2 separate regions of the Mus musculus genome follow, and region 2 is linked to region 1. A link is a contact called in ENCODE Hi-C or POLR2A ChIA-PET data. All regions are on one chromosome and are shown on one strand. The core of a region is the stretch at or near the end of the contact, and the rest is flanking DNA. Distances in the headings are between cores, read along the strand shown.

Region 1 (3,552 bases), core at 959-3,458:
ACAGACTCAGGAGGGAAGGAATGTTCCAGAGCGAACTTTTCACCCAACAATGAGTCATACTGCCCTCCGTGTGTGTGCCAGGCTGGGCAGAAAAACCAGAAGTTTAGAGCCCACTGGGTCCCGCCCTGGATCCAACACAGCCCCCTCAGAGAAGACCGGTTCTGCTGGTCTGCTCAAATATGGTCACTGCTCAGTACCTCCCCTTAGGGGGCTGGGTGCAACAACAGTTAGAATATGCTGAAATCATTGTGCAAAGTTAAGCGGTGACCCCGACCTTGCGGCCTGAGCCACGCCCCCAAGCCTCTCTTGGGGAATTCTAGGCTCCACCAATTGCGGTGATTGGTAGGATGACTCACCTCACTCTTCCTACAGCCCTAAGTCATCAGCTGTTGCCACACAGAGACAGGACATCGAGGCACAACCCGAGCAAGGAGCCTGCGTCATGAGAAGCAAACGGAGGGTCATAGCATTTCTGACTGTGAGAATACCTCTTCAGCACAATATTGGGAACAGTCTGCCAGGAAGTGGTTCTGGGAATGGTCGTCTCTGAGCAGCGAAAGGAACATCTCACTAGGCTGAGGACCAGCATGTACCAGGGCCCTGGGGCAGGCCGGAACCTGTGTGGGAGGAGTAGGGGCAAAGGAGGAGCAGGAGTCTGCTGTGACTGAAGCAGAGGTAGCGATGGCCGCCCTAAGTGGCTGAACACATAACCGGCTTTGGGTTGATATATTGTTGCCTGTCTATGCTCTGTCAGCTGCAGGCCGATTGTTCTGTTTTGTTACTTCTGTGTAAATGGCATTTAACACAGCGGGGATCTGAGAGGGGATGAATGGCCACTGGAAGCTTCCAGACTCTCAGACCCGCGGTTTACATGTTCCCCTTCGCTGCTCACGAGGACCCAGGGGGCAGAAGCGGTTACTCAGTTCGGACAAACAAGGCAAGGCCTGGTTCCCTCCCTGATGGATGGCCAGTCTGCTCTGGCATGGCCAGTCCTGCCAGCACCCAGCTCCATAATATATGAGTACACACTGTGTGCAGCCAACAGTGCCATACACCTGCAGGGACTATGCAAGGATGTGGACATCTCCACAGAGTACCCAAACTTCAAGTACCTGCTGTGCATGAGAGAAACTACACTAAGGGCCCCTGAACACTATGCAAACCTCCGGCACCTTCTACGTGCTCCAATCTCGACTAGCACCACGTACGTCAATCAGGGTCACCCCAGTCAGGCAAGAGGACAAAGCCGTCTCTGCTAAACTGGCCGCGGTGCAGGCTCTGGGAAGCCCTGTTCTTAATTTAGGCTCCTTGTCAATTATTCATGGCACTCTTCCCCGTTTATGACCCAGTCCTTCCGCCCGGACTCTTCGGCTCCAGGCTCTTGCTCATGTCTCCAGCTCTGGGCCGGAATGAATGAATTCCAGAGGGGAAAAAAACCCAGACTGTAAAACAAAATCGTTTCGTTATTTGAGGCAGGGTCTCAGGTGCAGTCCACACTCGACTCACACTTGCAGCAATTCTCCTGCTGCTGTCTAAAAGTTTCGCACCCCATGCCTGTGACTACTCTTTTCTTTAAGGTGTTTTTCAGTCTTTTGCTGCATTTCATCTGTTTGGCATGTCTAGTAACTCAGTGGACATGGGTGTGTGCATACATGTGGAGGTCAGCGCCATAGGAGTCAGATTCCTCCTTCCACTATGGGACTTTGGGGATTGAAGTCAGGTTCTCTGGCTTGGGCTGCAAACACCTCTATTTGCCGAGCCATTTTGAGCCCCACCCCCACTTTTAAAAAATTTTTTTTAATGCCCAGCTCATCCTCCTTTTCCCAAGCTGGTCTCGAATTCATTGTTATCCCAGGCTGTTCAAAAACGACGTCCTCCTGCTTCAGCCTCTTCAGCCAGCAAGGCGGGCTTGATGGGAAAGATTTTAGGGAAAGGATATTTTGGCCAAAGAAAGCAGAGTGGGGAGACAGGCAGGAGGCTCAGGTCATCCTCAGTGTAACTTGAGGCCAGCATGGGCTACAACAGAACTTGAGTTTAAAAGGAATCCAGAGGAGACAGGCCGGGCCACGTGTCCCACGTCCCACGTGCTCCCCGGGCCTTCTACAGGCTCCTGAAGCACGTGACCCAGCAGCGCCTCCTCACTGGGCAGGCATCTGCGCGCAGGCGCAGTACTGTACACGGCCAGGCCCCAGGGCCGCGGCGGCGGAAGGGGTGACGTCACCGGCTGGGGGCGCGCGAGCCGCAGTGGGGTTTTGCCCCGCCCGCCAGGCAGCTCGGGCCGCGCGCACACGCGGAGCCGCCGGAGCCCGGGCCGACCCGGTGCCGGGAGCAGCATGCGGAGCCCGCAGGTACCGGGGTGCACGGGGCGCACGGGGGACACAGGGGGCGGGGTGGGCGGCGCCGGCTTTGTGCTTCCAAGCTTCTCCGCCTTTGTGCTCCGAAGGGGGTCCGGGCTGCAGCCGTAATCGGATTCTGCAAGAAGGAGAGGGATGTGGAGGACCTGGAGGGATGGAGCTGGAGAAATGGGGACCGCGAGGGTTGTGGACCCGGAGGGACAGAGACCCACAGAAACGGGAACCGGTAGAGACAGGGTCCAGGAGGGATGAGGACGCGCGCGGGCGACTTGGCCCGTACCCAGGGTCACCGACTGCACCAGCCGGGCGGGGACGCGGTGTGCGGTGCGCGGTGTCAGCGTCTGGAGCTGCAGACCGGGCCAGGCGCCTCAGATCACCTGGGGCTTCGGTTCCACCCTTCTGCGGTCCGGGCGCCCCCAACCCCCGACCTCCCCCAGCTTTGGGATTGGGACTGCTCATCCACCCTCATCCTCGCGATGCGGGGGCCTGTGGGGAACCCCGGGGAGCCAGCCTGCGGCCCTAAGGCCCCCGGTACACCCCAAGAGCCCCCCGACTGGCTGAGGGTGGTGACGTCACCGGGGGCGGGGACTGGGGCGCAGAAGGAAATGGGGTCCGAGAGCAGGTACCCCCGTTGCAATGCGAGCTGGGTCAGGGCCAAGTTCTCTGCTCATCGTGGAGCCTCTTCACCCCCAAACCCCAGCACCACTATGAGCGAGGATCCTTTTGATTGCCACACCCCCCAAATCCCTGTGCGTTACCCCTTTTCCCTGCTCTCAAATCTGCCTCCATATGCCCCCGAAAACCTGCAGCAGGTGTGAGCGCCCATCTTCCCGGTCACCCCTCACCTCGTCTCTCCCTCCAGTAGAACCTCCTAACGGTCACTTCCCCGGGTGTCTCCTGGCCTGGCAGGGGTTCCCTTACGCTCACTTTCCAACCTGAGCAAGGATGTCCCTCCCCCAATAAACCGTCCTTGGTGCTCACATGGAGACCTCTGAGGTGTCCCAAGCCTGGATGGGCACTCGGGGATCCAAAGAGTCTTCTACAGAGCAAGAGGGATCCCGAGGGTGTTAGATTGGTGGACACATCCTGTTCACCCATCTTTCTGCACCTGGATCCTGGGTCCTGGCTTCTGTACCCCCCGGGGGGTGCTGCTGTCTCTATGGTGCAGATAACGGCCGTCTGCTTTGTCTGGGCTAGC
Region 2 (3,616 bases), core at 591-3,090, 200 kb before region 1:
GCGGGGCGGCTTACCCAGACTATGCAGGTTCACACAGCTCTGCTTCCTGACCTGCCTCTAGTAACTGACTTACCTGCATCTACCCTTCAAGGCCTGGATGGAGTGTAAATACCTCCCAATGCCCAGTCCCTCCCAGTGTACTCTCTGAAGGACCCCATGTCCCTGGGTGTTCTACAGAAGCCTCAGACTACATGTCACTGCATAGTGCATAGTGAAGTACCACGTCCCTGCTAACAGCCTGACTGTAGTTGTTAAGGAAAAAGGACAGGGCTGAAAATAGACCTCTGGGGGCTAGAGAGATGGCTAAGCAGTTAAGAGTACTGACTGCTCTTTCAGGGGTCCTGAGTTCAATTCCTAGCAACCACATGGTGGCTCACAACTACTGTAATGGGATCCTATGTACTCTTCTGGTATGTGTCTGAAGACAGCTCCAGTGTACTTAGATAAATAAAAATAAATAAATCTAAAAAACAAAAAACAAAAAAAACAGACCCTGAAGTCCCCAAACTGAACCCTGGAGGAGCCCCGAAGGGGCCACCACTGGGTGTCAAGCATCAGGCTGACTGAGAAAGTGTTACATCCCAGAGTGCTCAGGGAGTCAGGGCCACGGGGCAAAAGGGGGTGTGGAAGCAATTAGTATATCAGTGCTCAACCTGTGGGTTGCCACCCCTTTGGCAAATGTCTAAATAGGAAATCCAGAAACATTTACATTACCATTCATAACAGTAGCAAAGCTAGTTATGAAGAAGTAACAAAAATAATTTTATGGTTGGGGTCACCACAATGAGGAACTATATTTAAGGGTCACGGCATTAAGAAGATTGAGAACCACTGAATTAGGAAATACAGATCAGGTGGCCAAGCCTAAATCAGGGGATGTAAGCTGCACTCCAAAGGACTCTGAAGACTGGTAGGAAGAGACGTGCAGGTTCTGCAACAACTGGGTAGTCCTACCATATTCAAACCCCTTAAATGGGATGTCGACTCCAGAGGGGAGGTTTCACGGTGTCAAAAATAAAAACGGGATGTGAAGAAGCAGTTAGGAGTTTCAAGATCAGATGGCCAGGCCTAAATGGGGGGCATCAAGTGCACCTCAAAGGACCTGGAGCCCTGTGGCGGGAATAGGGGCGCCCGGTCCGGGTTTAAGCAGACCTCGGGGTGTAAGCTACAGGTCGGGGTGGCCGAGCACCTTCGCGGGATGAAGGAGAGCCGGACCTGAGCCTGAGGCTATGCCGGGGAAGGAGGCCCAGGCCCCAGGCGAGGGAAGCGGGGAAGGGAGCGTGGCGGGCTGGGCCCGCGAGCAGGCTCGGAGGTCTCGCCCGCCTCGTTCGAGGCCGCGGAGCCGCGTCTCAAGGCCCGTTGGGCTCCCCGGGCGGCCTGCGAGGCCGGAAGGCGTGGGGTGGGGGTGGGGGGTGGGAGGCGGTCGCGGCGCGGCCGAGGAGCCTCGAGGTCGGGAGGAGGCAGAAGCCGGGGCTGCCGCGAGGAACCCGGCCGGGGACCAGACTCCACGGTAGGGGGGCCCGCTGGGTGCCCAGACCGGGTGAGGCCGAACTCCCACAACCTGAAGCGCTCGCCCTTCGACTCTGGGGCTCCCTTGACTTCCCGCCCCGCGCCCGCCTGCCGCCAGCTGGCCCCCGGCGGCGCCTCCCCTACCTTCGTTCGCCAGGTCCGCCATTTTACTTCCTTAAGCCCTCCCACAAGGCCCCGCGCCCGGCCCCCGGGCTCCGAGGGCTTTCTGCTGGGAGAGTTCTGCGCCTGCGCATCCCATAAGCCAGCGCCGGTGTGAGGAGGAGGGAAGCTCGCACCCGCTAGAGCTCCGGCCGCGCGCCTGCGCAGTAACGGCTCTCCGCCCGCCTCTTCCCGCCCGCAAAGGGAAGAGGGTGTGGCTAGCGTGGCACGCATGCGCACAGGCAGCGCCAGTTTGCTATTGGTCCTGAGCTCCTAGCATTGGCAGCATGTTAAGGAGGTGGGGGGGGGGGAGGAGGATGGCCGAGCCCCACGCATGCGCAGGAGAGACGTGCCGCTGCTTGCTGTCCTGACTGCCATCCCGCCACTTTCTCTGTTTGTTTCTCTGGCGTGAGCCTAGGTAGGCTTTTTAGCGATTCCGCGTACAGGAAGGAGTGGCCCATGTCCCTGAATCAGAAGCCAGGCCCTTTCACACAGCTTTCCTATGGCTATTTGGGGTGGTTGAGGAAGAGGCAAAGTCAGAGGTCACCCTAGATTTCAAACACAGGATGTCCTAATAAAACTAGACTCTTAACCTCTCTGGGCATTAGACTTGGCATTGGTGCGCACGCCTTTAATCCCAGCACTCAGGCAGACGCAAGAGGATCTCCGTTTGAGAGCAGCCTGGTCCAGGGCTACACAGACTATGTCTTGAAAACAAACAAACAATAAGTAATAAGAAAAGATGTATTTGTGTATGAGTGCTATGTGTGTGCAGTGCCTACAAAAGGCTAAAAAAGGAAAGGCTATCCTGGAACTGGACTGTGGGTGACCGGTCTAAGCCAACTATGTGGGTGCTAAGAACTCAGGCCAGGCGTGGTGGCGTACGCCTTTAATCCCAGCACTCGGGAGGCAGAGGCAGGCGGATTTCTGAGTTCGAGGGCAGTCTGGTCTACAGAGTGAGTTCCAGGACAGCCAGGGCTATACAGAGAAACCCTGTCTGGAAAAAAGAAAGAAAGAGAGAGAGAGAGAGAGAGAGAGAGAGAGAGAGAGAGAGAGAGAGAGAGAGAGAAGAAGAAGAAGAAGAAGAAGTAAGGAAGAAAGAAAGGAAGGGAGAATGGAAAACCAAACCTATATTCACCTTTGCATACTGACAAGACACCTGAAAGCAGCTACTACGTATTTTAAATCTGGGTATACTCCTATAGATCTGTGAGATAGGGAGACACTGTCACAGTGTAGTCCAGTCTGGTCTTGAACTCAAAATTCTCCTGCCTCATCTTCCCAAGTGCTGGGGCCACAGATATAGAACTCACTCTTGCCGGGCGTGGTGGCACATGCCTTTAATCCCAGCACTTGGGAGGCAGAGGCAGGCAGATCTCTGAGTTCGAGGCCAGCCTGGTCTACAGAGTGAGTTCCAGGACAGCCAGGGCTACACAGAGAAACCCTGTCTCGAAAAAAAAAAAAAAAAAAAAAGAGCTCACTCACACTTTCTTTCTCCCCCCCCACCCCCAGTTTTGAGTATTTTATGTAGCCCAGACTGCCCTCGAAATGGCTTTGTAGATGAGGGTGCCCATGTACTTCTGATCCTCCTGCCGGCACAGCCAGAAAGTTAGGCTAACATATGTCACCATCATACCCAGGTTCAATGGTTTTGGTTTTGGTTTTTGGTTTTTAGTTTTGAAAGAGAGTGTCATTACATAGCTCAGGCTGGTCTGGAGTTTTCAGTAATCCCCCTGCCTCAGCTTCCAACTCCTGGGAACATGAATGTGTGCATACAACGCAACCTTCTGTCTCCCTGGTGTATGTGGTGAGTGTGGATGTATGTGCACAGCAAGTGTACATGAAGAAGTAGGGGGGTTGGGGATCCTGCTCTATGTGTCTGCTTTATTCACTTCAGACAGCCTCCCTCACTCAACCTGGAGCTACACTGGGCTAGGGTCACAGGCCC

Evidence for each region. Hi-C counts contacts between places; a loop is a spot of excess contacts on that map. ChIA-PET counts read pairs that join two places held with the same protein, here RNA polymerase II (POLR2A).
Region 2: POLR2A ChIA-PET joins it to region 1 with 11 read pairs in embryonic stem cell. The contact joins the promoter of Ranbp3 here to the promoter of Ptprs in region 1. A Hi-C loop is called at or near these places in 2 of 37 maps with a recorded cell type or tissue (both v-Abl transformed pro-B cells). POLR2A ChIA-PET finds 5 or more read pairs at or near these places in 5 of 5 experiments (Patski and embryonic stem cell).

The regions. Positions count from the first base shown.
Region 1 is chr17:56,475,136-56,478,687 of GRCm38, reverse strand. It overlaps Ptprs (protein tyrosine phosphatase, receptor type, S), which reads left to right and starts at 2,208. Exons shown (of 33, transcript NM_011218.2): 1 at 2,208-2,348. Gm32822 (a long non-coding RNA gene) reads right to left here. Exons shown (of 4, transcript XR_385656.4): 1 at 3,336-3,552; 2 at 357-2,472. Gm9258 (a long non-coding RNA gene) reads left to right here and starts at 2,415. Exons shown (of 1, transcript XR_105855.2): 1 at 2,415-3,340.
Region 2 is chr17:56,671,449-56,675,064 of GRCm38, reverse strand. Ranbp3 (RAN binding protein 3) reads right to left here and starts at 1,840. Exons shown (of 17, transcript NM_001252466.1): 1 at 1,654-1,840. The coding sequence starts at 1,675.